Regions from separate parts of the Homo sapiens genome. Here region 1 is linked to region 2. Evidence: read pairs that join two places in POLR2A ChIA-PET (ENCODE). Cell type or tissue: A673. All regions are shown on one strand.

Evidence for each region. ChIA-PET counts read pairs that join two places held together with the same protein. Peaks named below come from ENCODE experiments on the same cell type or tissue, not always from the same donor. Only the 100,000 strongest peaks of a DNase experiment are listed, where the experiment ranks them.
Region 1: POLR2A ChIA-PET joins it to region 2 with 9 read pairs; 1 of 35 experiments calls an interaction of 5 or more read pairs at or near these places.

The regions. Positions count from the first base shown.
Region 1 is chr6:122,796,497-122,804,496 of GRCh38, reverse strand. It overlaps SMPDL3A (sphingomyelin phosphodiesterase acid like 3A), which reads right to left. Exons shown (of 8, transcript NM_006714.5): 3 at 7,529-7,673; 4 at 3,091-3,187; 5 at 664-833. Among named protein-coding and RNA genes, the nearest start is that of SMPDL3A, 11 kb to the right of the region's middle. RefSeq lists a silencer at 5,919-6,213. In A673, no CTCF peak of the experiment used is centred here; no DNase peak of the experiment used is centred here; H3K27ac peaks cover 1,451 bases.
Region 2 is chr6:123,376,131-123,384,130 of GRCh38, reverse strand. It overlaps TRDN (triadin), which reads left to right. Exons shown (of 41, transcript NM_006073.4): 15 at 1,984-2,013; 16 at 2,741-2,761; 17 at 6,233-6,265; 18 at 6,389-6,415. Among named protein-coding and RNA genes, the nearest start is that of TRDN-AS1, 59 kb to the left of the region's middle. In A673, a CTCF peak has its summit at 3,630; a DNase peak (open chromatin) is centred at 3,660; H3K4me3 peaks cover 643 bases; H3K27ac peaks cover 3,585 bases.

The DNA.
Region 1 (8,000 bases), 580 kb after region 2:
TCTACAAAAAATAATAGAAAAAAAAATTAGCCAGGAGTGGTGGCGCACACCTGTAGTCCCACTTACTTAGGAGTCTGAGGTGGGAGAATCACTTGAGCCCAGGAGGCTGAAGCTGCAGTGAGCCATGATCACACCACTGCACTCTAGCCTGGGCAACAGAGTGAGACCCCTGTCTCTGAAAAAAAAAAAAATTTAAAACTAAAATGAGTTGGCCAGGCATAGTGGCTCACACCTGTAATCCCAGCACTTTGGAAGGCCGAGGTGGGTGGATCACCTAGGTCAGTAGTTCAAGACCAACCTGGCCAACATGGTAAAACCCCGTCTCTGCTAAAAATACAAAAATTAGCCAGGCGTGGTGGTGGGTGCCTGTAATCCCAGCAACTGGGGAGGCAGAGGCAGGAGAATCGCTTCAGCCTAGGAGGTAGAGGTTGCAGTGAGCCGAGACCACGCCATTGCACTCCAGCCTGGGCAACAGAGTAAGACTCCATCTCGAAATTTAAAAAAAAAAAAAAGAAAGAAAATCCATGAGTTGTAAAGTGTTTATGCAAAAAAAATCTTCAAATTATAATACTTTTATTGATACTGGAGTCTACCCCGAGTTTAATAAACATACAAATTTTGCCTTCCGTTTATTCCCAGATGGTTTTGGTCTATGGGATCTACCTTCTCCTTATTCTGCTGAGAGTTGTTCAATGTACTTTCTAGCCATTCAAACTGGTTGGCTGGGTCAGTCTTGTTCAGTGTCATTATATTTGGGCCGTAGTACAAGTTTGTGTTTAGACTGATGATCCTAAGGTTTGGATTAGTTGTAACTTTCTGTGAATAAAAACCACCTATAAAAACAATTTTAAAACACATTTAGGAAAACATACACATACACACAAACATTGTGAAAGCAAATTCCTGAGGTTTACAATCCAGTCAGGAGGTTGGTGCTTATTTCTCATTGTTTAGTTTGCACATAGATAGGCTGTCATTAGATAAGAATCAGATTTAGCAAGCATTTACTGCAAACCTGCTATGGTGCCAGGCCCCGTGCTATCGCTTCCAACATATTGAGATAACAACAGCTGTATCCAATATTCACATGAAAAGATAAATAAGTGTTTCGGCAGTAAGCAATGAGATTGAGTTTTATGAAAGAAAGATTTACACATCAACTTCTACTTTTATGATTAGGGGCTTAAGATGAGAGACATTGTGAAATATAAAATCCAAAAAATGGTAACACATATGGATCTTGCTAGAGACTACTCGGAAAAAAAGGTCAGACAAACCACAGCTGCTACAATCTCAGGGGAGAGGAGGTTTAAAGGCATCATTCCACCCACGCCTCTGAACCACTGGTGGTGGGACACCCAAGGGTCTGTTGCAATGGCACTTTCAGAGCTGGGCACTAAGATCTGGCCCAGCTTTCTTTGCCCTGAGCCTACTCACTATGCACGGCTTTCCCTAGCTTTCAATCATGATGGATCACTGCCCCTTTAATTTTCTCTATTCTTTCTTGTAGTCACAACACCTTATTATTTTTATTATGGTACTAGCAGGTCAGTTGGGTTTGAATTTGTCAGAAGTTATTTTTGAGAAGCTGCTTTCATGTCCAAGTAGTAGAAAATGACAACAGGTCTCACTAGGGCCTCTGGGATGACAAAGTTTGAGGCCCCTCATGCAAGACATCTCTGCCCCAAATCACTTTTGCCTTTAAGACTTTCTCAGGATGGCTTCTATGATTTTTAACTTAATATTATACTCCAGTGTTTAACTGGATCTTTGAGGGCTATCATTGGAATGGATATCATTATGAAACTCATATGGCTTTTTCTTAGGGCCTGCATTCCACTTCTCAGCTTTTTTCTGCCTCCCCTGCTTTATGCTGAGTCTCCTTAGAAGGCAGAGCATTTCTTTAGGGATCTTGATCATTCTTTATGGCTCTCCCTTCAACCTGCATAAGCTCTCCACGTGTCTTGTAGGATGTGAAGTGTAAGACTAGACATAGGCCGGGCACGGTGGCTCATGCCTGTAATCCCAGCACTTTGGGAGGCTGAGGCAGGTGGATCTCCTGAGGTCAGAAGCCCGAGACCAGCCTGACCAACATAGTGAAACCCTATCTCTACTAAAAATACAAAAATTAGCCAGGTGTGGTGGCAGGTGCCTGTAATCCCAGCTACTCAGGAGGCTGCAGCAGGAGAATCGCTTGAAACCAGGAGGCAGAGGTTGCTGTGAGCCAAGACCATGCCATTGCACTCCAGCCTGGGCAACAAGAGTGGAACTCCATCTTAATAAAAAAAAAAAAAAAAAAAAGACTAGATATAGTTCCCTAGATTAATCAGAACCATAGTCTAATTCTAAGCTATCATGTCTCAAATTCATATATACTATGATTTGCTGCATGCTAGCAAAAACAATAACAAAATAGTGGCAAAAGCCAAAGGGTTAACAAAAATACCGAAAGAAGTATTTTAACTGAGAGAAGTCTAGCCATTAACTTAATATTTGTCTCAACATTCTGAAAACACCAAAGTCTTAGTTTAACAGCTGCACACCTCAGTTAAGCTCACAAAATGTCAGGGATTTACATAATGATGTGTCAAGAGCCAGTGGAGCAGAGGGCCTTTAGACATGACCCAGGGAAGGCCTTACTATGCACTAATTATGCATTACTTTCCCAAGCACCTCAAAGTCCATGTTAAAAGCTTAGTTATCCTCACTTTACCAGCTCTTTGTTTTATAAAATTGTGCTGCTTGGTTAGAAGTTAGTGTCCATTCTCTCTTCTCAATCAATTTTCCAATTAGAAACATACACTTTTATTTACATTCAAATCCAAAGTTCAGCTTTTGCTCCATGGGGAACATACCTACCTAATTAAGAGTAGAAGAAGAAAAAAGAATAGAAGAAAAACAGGAAGAGCTCCCTGCAAGATAAACAGGTTCACGACCTGTGTCACAGGCAGCATTACTACTCACTGTCCTCCACAAAAACTGGGGGCTGTGCTCCAGAAGTGGCACACTCAAGCAAACATTAAAAATTTAAGTCTAAATAACATGAATAAAAATTGAGGCAAAATAGGAATAACTAAGTCTTTCACTTACCTTTCCTTAAAGTACTAATAGCTTCTTCATCTAGCCATGGTTTCCAGAGGTTTGCTACTGCATTGTACACTTTACTGGTGACTACAGGCAGTTGATCCTGGCCACAAACAATATAATCCACCATTGAAATTTAAAGATACACAGCTGAATTAATGTAAACACTACTTGAGCACTGACTACTACGTTAGGCATCTAGAGATGCAAGGATGATTATTAGATAGACTTCATCTTCAAGGAATTATAACTTAGTTGGAGACTGGGGGATAAAATGTAACCAATTAACTATAAGACAATGTGCTGGGCACTACCCAGAGGTCCGGGGAGCCTAGAAGCAAGAACAATCAAGTGTAGCCAAGGGCCAGGTGCAGTGGCTCATGCCTATAATCCCAGCACTTTGGGAGGCCAAGGCAGGCGGATCACTTGAGGTCAGAAGTTCAAGAAGTGTCTGGCCAATATGGTGAAACCCCATCTCTACTACAAACACAAAAATTACCCAGGCATGGTGGTGAGCACCCATAATCATAGCTACTTGGGAGGCTGAGGCAGGAAAATCACTGGAATCCGTGAGGCGAAGGTTGCAGTGAGCCAAGATCGCACCACTGCACTTCAGCCTGGGCAACTGAGTGAGGCTCTGGCTCAAAAAACAAAAAAACAAACAAACAAACAAACAAAAAAGGTGTAGCCCAGGGAATTAGAGAGTGAAGAGACTATTTAAGCCAGGCCTTAAATAAGGACTTTATCAACTTAACAAAAGGGCATCAAAGCAAATGCAATGGCCCAGATACAAACATAGGCATAGGCATAGGCACAGGCAAAAGCACAGAGTTCCATAGGTGTGTACCATGTACAGAGAAAAGCTCATGTTTTAGCATGGCTAGGATATGGGAAGGATGTGGGAGTGTGCTCATTAAAGAGATGCCAAAGGCAGGTTTGAGCCTGCACATGCACTGCCCGATGCAGCATGCCGAGGGAACGGGAAAACATCATGTTTTAGAATTTAACAAAGTCTTCTGAACTGTTCAAACTATTATAAGCTTCTTAACTCTTTGAATAAAGATTTACAACCACATGCTTTTGATTTGGAGAAGTCTCTTTAGGGCAGCATAAATTATATCAAAATATTTTGATTTTTTAAATAACACATTTTAAGTACAAAACATTTTTATTATCATAAAGTATCTTCAGGATGACATAAGCTCTAGTGTAGAAGTAAATGGGGAGCCTCGCCTGGAGGAAAACAAACAAACAAAACTTTAAGAAAGTTAAATACTGAAGCAGGGCATGGTGATTCATGCCTGTAATCTCAGCACTTTGAAAGGCTAAGCCAGGAGGACAGCTTGAGCCCCAGAGGGCGAGGCTGCATTTATCTATGATTGTGCCACTGCACTGCACTCCAGCCTGGGCAACAGAAAAAGACCCTGTTTCAAAAAAAAAAAAAAAAAAAAGTAAATACTGAATAAAAACCCATAAATCATTTGTGAATTGGATAATTGTTTTTAATTTTGTTTTAAAAAATTATGTTAAATGACTGAAACCCCTTCTTCACTCTCTTCATTTACTTCTGTACATTGGTAAAATAGACCTATTTCTGAGAGGAGTTTATCAAAAGTTATTTTTCAAGAAGATGCCCAAGTCCTAGTAGTTCTTGATACATGCGTCTAATACATGATGAACATATAGATACATATAGGGCAAGTAATAACCAAATGACTTGTTTTAATTGGACTAAACATGTATTTTCAGTTTGTGTCCAAGATCAGGGTCGCCTGTCTGAGAATTACACAACAGCTTAGGCCAATCTAGATTCTGATTGAAAATTGGTACGCATCGTTATCATCATATAATAAAAAGCCATAAAGTCTTGGCCATTTATTTACTTTGGGATGGATGCCAAGTATGGTGTGGTGATGGAGAAGCTTAGAATTATGTAAAAATCACTTAGACTTTCTTCTCTATTTTAAACATGAGAAACACAAGCACCAGAGAAGTTAGATGGCTTATCCAGGGATAGGTGTCAGTCTCAGGGCTGGTCTAAATCCCATGATTACTCTCACAGTCAATTGTCTATTGCACCATGTTTCCTTCCCAGTCCTTTTTGGCTGTGACATAACCACTGCTGAGAAATGAAGCCTAATGGAAAGTGACCTACCCACAAATTCGGTGGCACCAGTCTTGCCAGTGTAGGAGTAAATGGGGACCCTTCCTTGGGTGGCAACAGGAAGAATTCTCCAGGATGTCCACACTGATACCTACTTCTGATGTCATGGGTGGGGACATGCATCTGTATATGTATATTTATGTAGCTATGCTGCATGAACATAGAATTTCAGTGGAAAAATAGCACTTATGAAATTTATTTGTTTCTAACATTCTCCAGAGTTAGATCTCAGACATCAGCCTCTAAGAAATTTTGTTGTGGAGCTTTCATGTTACATTTGACATTTCCGAAACTGTGAGGTGGAAAGATGGTAGTAGAATAACAGAAAGAACATTTTTAGATATAAGATCATAAGCTAGAAAGAGAAAAAAAATTAACTGTTAAAGGTATGTAGGCTGCCCAATTTACCCTAGCTGTATATATTAATATAATAGGATATGTTATAGAAGTTAGGTAGCATTTCTGTCTTTGAATTGTAAGATCTGACTTGACAAAAAGAGGACAGAGATAAAAATAAAATCAAACAAATCCTCAAAGGAGTTACAAACATGTATCCCCTGTCACCACTTAATGTGACAATCACCACCAGCCCACTTACTGAGGGCTGATGCTGTGCCAGATAGTAAGCTATGCCTTTTTCATATCACCAATGCTCACAAAAGCTTTGCAAGGTAGGTATTTCTAGCTTCTATGTACAAATGAGTGATCTCTGCATCAGCGAGGTTAAGTGAATCACCCGAGTTGGCCAAGCTATTAAAAGCAGGGCTGGGAGGGAGGTGTGGTGGCGGAGAGGGAGGGAGTGGAAAGCAGGGCTGGTTAAAGATTTACATTCTAGTGACTATGAACACCTGTGTTTTCCAATATTCCAGTCTTCCTGCCACCTAAGGCATATAAACACAATGTGTGTGACCTTGGGCTGCTGGAGCTCATTTGTTCCCAAGCCTCTTCACTGTGTGGTCTAACATATCAACAGGAACAAATGCTCGTTGACAGGCTGACTCAAAAGGACTCACATATTACTCATCTCAAGATAGTAGGCCAGGGACAAGAAGTCACTGGAAACTTAAGCTTATTCTAGAATACAACTCATCAAAATTACTGTATTCAGGTTCGATTAACTAAAAATAATCAAAACCCCCGTTCAGCATTCATTTGACATGAGATGGAAGATATTCTAAGCAAAGAGAAAAATGTGGACACAGAGAGGCGTGAAAGTAGATATGTTTGGGAAATATTGAGTATGTTAATCAGGCAAGGCAAGGGATGTGCAAAAGGATGTTGGTTTAAGCGAACACAGATCTGAGGTAAAAAGATCTAGCGTATGGGCTCTGCTCCCAAGGGATGTGGAGCACTTGGACAAGTAATTCACATTTCTGAGCCTTCATTTTCTCACCTACAAAATGAAGGGTAGGTCTAGACCAGGGGTCAGCAAACTTTTTCTATCCATTTCAACTGCTCTATTCTGAAACATGAAACAATCAAAAGCAATGTAGAATGAATGGAAACATAGCTGTGTTCCAATAAAACTTTATTTACAAAAACAAGCAACAGGCTGAATTTGTACCACAGGAGACAATTGCCCAGCCCTGGACTTAAACAAAAATCTCTGGGTACAAATCTAAGATTTTACACTACTACAATAGGATGCTGTAAACCGGACGGCCATCTTGCTGTTATGCACAGGTTGGTTCTCAAATAAAAACCTGTTGAGCCGGGGGTATCTCAGGCATTAAATGCTCTGAACATGGTTTCTGCCTTGAATCATGTCTTAATTAGATAAACTATGACTTGAACATGGACCTCCTTCCTCTTTGCTTCTTATGGCAATTTGTAAGTTTTTGTTTTTATTTACAGTCTAGCTTACATCAGGGTATGCACATCCTTGTAGGTCTAATAAGAATTCTGGAAAAAGTAAATATTTATCAATATTAACCTTACTTGCTAACCTTGTCATGGACATGCAAATGAACCAGAACATTACTCAAAAGAAAAGAGAAATTGAAGAAGATTATGAAGGAAAACATAAATTAATCATCCACAAACTGGATAATTTTATTCTGAAAACTCACTATTGATACAACTTCTCATGAAGTATTAAAAGATTACTTTTACAGTCCCCGAAGTACTTGTCTTTGCCTTTCTTGATGGTTAGGATTAAGACCATATTCTCCCTCTATAAGACCCATTCCCATGCCCTATCACTAGCTAGTTATTGTCACAATTTTGACACTACTAATAGGAAAAATTCTTTAAGCATTTCTGAAAGTCTATCAAATTTACCTGTGGCCAATAGTCATGATTACCCAGCGCAGGGAAAACCTGGAGATTTGGAAAGAGACTCTGGATGGTGGTTGTCATATTAGTGATCACATTTATAACAGTGTCTGTTGAGAGTTCAGGTACAGGAACATGAGGTGGGCTATCCCTGAAAAAAGAGAGAGATTGTAAAGAACAAAATCAGTTTCATAAAGAGTTACTAGACTTATGCATGATGCGTTGCTATACCTATCACTGCAGACTTCCATTTTAAAACAGCAGATTACAGCTAAAGAGTTGATAGACTACTCTTCACTTACCTCTACCCTACAGATAATCCTATAAAAGAAAATTAACAAAATATAATACAAAAAATAAGCTGGAAATCCCAGCCTATTTCACTACCTGACTGAAGATTTATAAGAGGCTAAAAACTGCAATAATTAAAAGCAGATGCCAATTGAACCAGAGCCCAAATGCCTATTTCAAATCCCAG
Region 2 (8,000 bases):
TATTCAGGAAGAAAATGAATAGGAAAATGTTTGCAAAGCACATATGTTTCAGATAGCAAATGTAGCCTACTAATTTAAAATTCCTGATGACAAACTAAATAGCAAGAATATTTTTCACATTGGTTTTCAGAGCTGGGGTTAATTAAGAAAAATCTATTCTAAAATTATTTTCATTGTAGTGTGCTGGACACAACAGTGTTTAACAAATGATGACTAAGCAAATGTTTTGTCTCAGGAATCGATTATTTTTTAAAATCAAGAGTTTTTTCCCCTTACAAATAAAACATATTCGTGTTACAGAAAAATTTGAAATTCAGAAAGAGAGGTAATAAAATCTTGCCTAATTATTTAATCTGTCCACAACTACCATTAGTATGTTGGCATATTTTCTTCTAATCTTTCTTCATACACACTCACATGCACACATAAAGTCATTTTATATTATGTTTTTATTTTTATTTTGCATTATTTAATTTATCTTATTTAGTTAATATTTTCCACATTGTGGCATAATTAGCAAAACATCATTTGAATAATTGTGTATTTTTCTATTGTATGAATATACCACAAATTCATCAACACTCTCTTATTGTTCAGAGGGTAGTGTTTAATATGCCCATTACTGAGAGACACAAAGCAATATCCTGAGAAAAGCATTTCCCTAAATATTTATTTTTATGATAATATTGCTTTTTTTCTCTATGGATTTCTAGAAATGGAATTACCACATCAAAAAGCATGTTAATTTTTATGATTTTCTGGATTCTTTTCTTAGTTTGTTTCCTAAAATATGTTTCTAGCTTATACATCTACGGAAGTGGGACATTACCTTCACCACAATGTTACTGGCACTGATTATTATTGTTACATAAAACAATTTTGTTGACCATCTAACTGCCTTTTGTGAAGAGACAATGAGTCCATTGTCATATCCAAACATTTTAGTTCCCTTTCTTCATCATGGAAGTGAAGTCGTGATACCACCACACCTCTGTAAGGCACAGAAATCCATTAACTTGCAAACTATTAGTGAATGTCTACTGTTCTAGGTTCCAAGCCAGATAATTATAAGCCAGAAAACAATTTAGCTACCTTTTGCAGGTATCAATTCATAGTTCATTATTATGATTCTAATTTCAGTAATAGAGAATTTAAAAGTTCTTACAGAAACAGTAAAAGGACAAAGAAGATTAAAAAATAAAATATTCTAAGCAAAAATTCAAGCTCAGGTGCTTCAATCTTAAAACAAATGAGCTTAAAAACCTCTTGTTTTCATTTTCAAGTGGTGGGAGCAGAAAGTTTCATGGCCTAAATAATAGAAAATAATAAATTTATCAGATCTAGGCTGAATGCCCGTCTACTATAAATGAAATCGATGTCTTTTGACCACGAAATAGACATTACTACATAACAGTTATAAATATAGTGATGTATTCATCAGTAACCCATGAGTCAACAGTAATCTATTTCTTTTCCATTACCATAAGAATGTCTGAATATCTATATTGGAAGTGTATTGATTATTCAAAGACAGTGCAACATAATTCACCTGGACTGACTTAGATTGAACAAATGAAAGTTTCAAGTTAACTTCATGAACTCCTAAGCATCTTTATGGAAACAGAGCATATATTTACTCAGTTTGATGTTCTATTAACAGGTTACTAACTTACATAGGCAAAACAAAATTTCTTTATAAATTATATGTGGGTATATTTTCCTTTATATTTTTCAATGTTTTATATTCTTTATAAAATATTATTAATATAAGATATTTTATAAAGAGTTTCTCACTCCTGCTTCACTCTAATACTTATTCCCACAAAACAGAACAGTTTCTAAGTCTCATATTCTAGAAATATACAAATGATCAATTTGTTGAATAATCAATTTTATTTGATTGTTTATAGAAATTTGTTGTGAGCTGATCAGCTGTTGATTTATTGTATCTGTTTTATTAATAATTTATCTTTGTGTTTTCAGATTCCAAGAAAACAAAAAAACCTGCAGAAGGTACTGGACATATTTCTTTTTTTCTGCCTTATGTTTGATGAACCATGAAACAGCATACCTTCTTAAAGGATTGATGTAGAAGAAAGAATTATGTGTGGGATAGAGGAGAAGAAAAAATGATTGAGATTGAGAGAGAGAGAGAGAGAGAGAGAGAGAGAGAGCGCCAAATCTATTCTGACAATACTGCTATGAGAAGTATTTCGCAGTAATGGAAATAAATACTGCATATCCTTTCACAGTAATTGTTTCCAAAGAAATGTTTACTTAACAAGAAATTGAAAAATTTTCAGTATCAAACATTTATTTTACTAGAAAGCACACACTAAATTACTTTTTGATAGACTGGCATCAATTAGGAACTGATTTCTTCCTTTCGGTCTTGAATAATTCATTTGGCAAGTATACCTGTGCCTCCTAGACTTGTTCACATGTGTTTTTATGTGTTTAAGAGACTATTACATATCAGGTGTAAATAATTTAAAATGGTTAAACAGTATAATCCTGGGTTAATTTATTGTCAAATAATATTTGCCAATCAAATTATGGAAGCACCTACAGTAATTAACAATACCTCAGAGCCTCACTGTGAAATTTCACCTCATTGTGAAATTTAAGGAGAGAAAATTGGAAGGAGGGGTGGGAAAAATTACAGTCTAATCAATATGTAGGGTAGTACGTTTTATCTTTAAAGTTTTAAGAGCAATGATTTTGTTTGTATTTCTTTCAGTAGAACAACCCAAGGGAAAAAGTAAGGAAATGCATGCAGTGTATTTGTGTACTTTTTTTTTTACTACTATTATTTGCCTGCTGCTGTATTTAGACCTGCAATTTTGAATCCGCTTTTCCTATGTTTTATGCATGTGAACTCTGTTGTTTTTTGTCCAAGTGAAAAAATACACAGTCTGGGGGTTAGAGTGGACTGAGAAGCATAGTAATCATTTTTAGAACTCTTTCTCAAGCTCATGCAATCATCTAACAATACTCTTGACGGGCTTGTAATCAAAAGTAAAACTGCATTCCATTAACCCAAACTGACTTATGTTTTTGTAAATTTAGTCCTAATCTGGTTAGTTGTCAGTCCTTTGAAAATTGACTAGAAGTTCTTTTACAGGCTAGTTTTACAACTTTTTTCCTATCTTTCTTTTTGTAATCTGTAGATATTTTGGCATGCCCATGTGATATATGACATTTTTCCCATAACATAATTTCCCCCCTACACTCACTATGAGCTCTGTCTAATAGGGTTGCTATTCAGCCTCATCCACTGTTGCTTTAACACTATTAAGACTGTGTGCTAACAATTCAGTCAAGCTCAATAACTTAATGTATGTCTTTCACAAATATAGGTTCTCCTCTGAAGAAAATAAGATATATTTAACAAAAGAAAGCAAAAAAAAAAAAAACCCTTGAACTTATTCAATACACTATTAAAAATTAGCACATTACCAGCAATATAGATTTTAAGATTCTAGTGATATCAAAAATGTTTTAAAATATATACCAATTAAAATATATTTATGTGTTTTGGCCCTACAAAAAGCAAGGATGCTGAGACATTCAACGTTGTAAAAATGCTCTAAAATGCCCTGTGGAGACACTCGTGAAATTATACTACAACTCAGCCAGGGGGAGCAATCCATCTACAGAGAGTTCTCTCAGTTCCAGATTTACGTGTGTGCAGAGCTACTGATGAGTACTGGCACAGAGATACAGAAAGCACTCTATAAACGCTGCACCAGCAGGAAAATGGAGAACAACTGGAGATTCGAAAAATAGTATTAAAGTACATATAGAGATAGCCTTAAGGCCCTTTATTACAGTTTATAAGATTTAAAAGTTCCTGCACACACTGCAGCTCCTTGGCAATCTTCAGGGCACTGATGCACTTAATAAATAAACATGCCTTTTCACGCATTCATTCACAACCCAACTGTTTCCCTCCTTGAGAAGGTCCTCAGATTGTGACTCGGGCAGCAATAAGGAGAAGAAATAGTTTTCTTCAAAACACCTATCAGTTCTTTTCAAATTCACTCATTTGCTATGGTTTATCATCTAGACTTGCTTTTATTATTGTTAGTGTTGTATCTTTGAATTTCTTTGATTTGGATTTTTTATCTTGAGGGTTGCTTTACTCGATGGTACACCCCAATTTTATATTTTATTTTGCTTCTACTTTTCTAATAATCACAACTTAAAGGTTGTTCACTTTTCAGATATTTTTAATTATGGTTAAGGGAAACAGGATGAAAAGTACAAGAGACCATCCTGTACATTTTGTAAATGTTTGTGAGCTATAATTTTTTTCAAAATAAAAAGTAAAAGAAAGAGACCTCAAAAATCAACCATAAACATGAGTTTGCAGTCCCTGTAGAGTTAAAGGGTAAATCAATGTATATTTACTAAGGTAATTCAATAATTACACCATGAGCTATCCTATATAATGAACAAATTAGCACAGCTATTTTTCAGCTTTCTGATAAGATTGAGGGGACTTTATTTTAACTTTTAATCTTATGTATAGCTGGTATTCGATTCTGATGCATGTCCAAATCTGCTTCCAGTACTTTTTTGACTGTTATCACTGTTTGTGACTGTCATCACAAATTTCTTGGAAATGTTTTATAATTAGAGCTTCAGTTAAGCAATAAATTAAACAATGTATTTAATTGCTCTTCATTTGCCAGACAACATTTGATAATGTTCTCATTTTGTTTAATTTTAGCTAAATCGTCATAGCTTCTTCTTTTTGACCTGCAACACTTGGCCAAGCCATTTGTTTCATTTTTTTGTTTTGCTGCTTAAAGGCTGTCTTAAAAGAGGATAAGTTGCTCATTATACCACACTTATTTAATTAGAAGCCTGACTAACAAAATTGTATACTTGGGAAATTGATGTGATGACCGTAGCATTCTATGACACTCTATATTTTTAAAATATAGTTTGTAGAGTTCTTTCAGTATGAACATATTCTAGTCTTCAAAATCTATTCATTAAATAAAACTTTAAGAATCTTTCCATTCTTCTTTAAAATATCAGATAAAAATGTGGGTATGTTAAAGTATTTCTTGAAAATCTTCTTTTACATTAATTTGACAAGGTTGTCAAGGCAAAATAAATAAGAATAGAAATGTAGATGATAGCACTTCATGTAAAATTAGTGCTTGCAATTCTTATAAAATTAGTACTTATTATAATGTAAATGTCAGCTTAATCTTGAGAACAAAATAATGCTTTGTCTCATACAATATTGACAAAAGTAGATTCCTGAAAAGAAACGCTATATAAAGAGGACTCCAAAAGGAGCATTTGTCCTAAAAGCAAGGCAAATGTTTTACCCTGAAACTTCTTTTTCTATTTTAGTGTCTTAAATATGCCTCACAAAGCCTTTGTCTTAGCTTAACAGCTATTTCTTCCATGTAAGAAGATTCTTAGAAGAGGCAGTCCACGTGAAATGTGCTAATCTTCATCTTTCTGAGAATTATTTTAAAATAACTGCAATAAGCTGCGGTGCTGTGGCTCATGCCTGTAATCCTAGCACTTTGAGAGGCTGAGGTGGGTGGACCTCTTGAGCCCAGAAGTTTGAGACCAGCCTGGGCAACATGGTGAGACTTTGTCTCCACACACACACACACACACACACACACACACACACACACACACACACTACAAATCTGGCTACACATGGTGGTGTGTGCCTGTAATCCCAGCTACCTGGGAGGCCGAGGTTGGAGGATCAATTAAGCCCAGGAAGTGGAGGCTGCAGTGAACTAGAATTATAACACTGCACTACAACTTGGGCAACAGAACAAGACCCTGTCTCAGAAAAACTAAGCAATTTCTTAAAAAGCTGTAATAATTATCTTTTGTACTTACTATTTTGACTCAAATTTATTTCATATTGATCTAATATAATAGCAAATTTAATTTTTTTCACCCTTTATGGATTCTATTTTATTTTTCTGGTTTATCATCTGTAAAAAATTCAAATTCCTCTAATATTCAGAATATTTTGATGCTGCCCCATAAGGAAACTCCCAAGATAAATGGAAAAAAGAATTATTTTAAGTATATAATCTTAGCCTTTTTATGTAAGCCATTATTAGTTGCTGCAATCTGGCATCAGCACATGCATGTTTCTTTGTGTTAAAACAATTAAGTTGGGATTCATAAACTTTAGAATAATAACGATAATAATAATAACAATAATAATATGTTTCAGAACAGGAAAAGAAAGAAAAACATGTGGAACCAGGTAACTGTTTTTAAATTCCTCTGTTCTCACAATTTCATAATATTATTTGATTTGCAATTGAATACTGAATTACAATTGAATGACATAGAATGCTGATTTTTTTTTCTTTCCTTTTTGATACAGCAAAGTCACCAAAGAAAGAACACTCAGGTGAGTAAGACCACTGTTGCTGGATTCCGAATACTCATGTCCAGTGTTTATTAATGCTGTAGCCTCAAACAGGTGGTAAGGCAGCGCCAGTAAAGGGTGGGGAATGCTTCCATCTCACAGTGTTTTTTCCAAGTTCTTGACATGGACATAACATCAATGCAGTTTTAGAAAATGAAAGCCAAATGTTACACTCTTGCTCCTCAATGTGTGTTCTGTGAACTAGCAGCATCAGAATCACCCAAAATGTTATTAGAAATGAAGGATTTTTGGCCCCACTCAAGACCTACTGAATCAGAGTCTGCAACTTCACAAGACCCTCAGTGAATTCATCTGTGCAGTATTTGCGAAGTACTCTTTCACAGTTTAGTGTAAAAGCAAAACAAAACAAGAACAAAACACTTTTTGTAAATGCATTATACATCGCTTTGTTTTTAAAATATGGAATAATCACTTCCAGCAAATATTATCTCCTTATTCATAATCTTACTTAATAACATTTCCTGAGTGCTCAGGGGAGTTGCAGTGAGAGCAAAAGTAGATTTTGCCCAAAATATATTTACATTCTGATGAGAAAAAAACTGATTGAGAGTCAAACAACTAGACAAGACAAATAAACCTATCAACAAAAACTAAAAGTGCAGTTGCTGTGGATACCAAATTATTGTCTTGAAGTTTTCTAGCATTTAACCTGCCCAATTAATCATTTCAAATGAAAATTTCTGAAACCATTTATATTTCCCTCATTTAAAACTATCACCTCTTGATTTTGCCTGGCTAACTCCTACTGAAGGAGCTTCACTGAGTTATTTAGTATTGTGTGTGTGTGTGTGTATGGGTGATCATAACCTTATGTAATACCTATCAGTCATTCTTCCCATTTCATTTTATTTAAATGGAAATAGCATCTGCTCAATCTTATTTAAAAAACCACGCAAAGGGGCCCAACTGTAGTCTCACCCTACCACAAACCACGGAAAACTACAGGTTTGAATCCACATTTATTATTCATTTTTAAAGATTATAAAATATCCTGAGACAGCCCAAATCTGTTTTAAGTGTCTGTCCAATTACTTCCCATAGTATCATTTTCTTACTTTTATAATATTTCATATGCTGTTAAAATCGTATTATCTTTTCCCTTTTCTACCTTATATAGTCAGAAATTGGAAGAAGCCGACTGTTTTTTCTCTTTATTCCCAGAGCACCTATTGTAATGCCAGGACACATTGGGCGCTTGATGATGGCTTATTGAGTGAAGGAAGAAACACCAAATAGAACAATTACATTTTTATAAATTTAAAAACAGAAGACTTTAAAATAATTTACAAGATGCAATAATTGCACATTTCAGCATTTCATATTTTCACAGTATTTGACCTTTGGGAAGAAATGTTTTGTCTACTTTACAGAGAACACCCTGTTGGTTCAGAGTTGCATTTCCTCAAGCATAACACATCTTCTCACTTACGCATGTAAGAAGAACCTAAGATAGTGTGTGCATTATAGAAAGACAGAGAGACATACAGAATGACTATTGGTGTAGCCAGTTTTAAAAGTTTTAATAGTTAAATATTACTGTCTAATA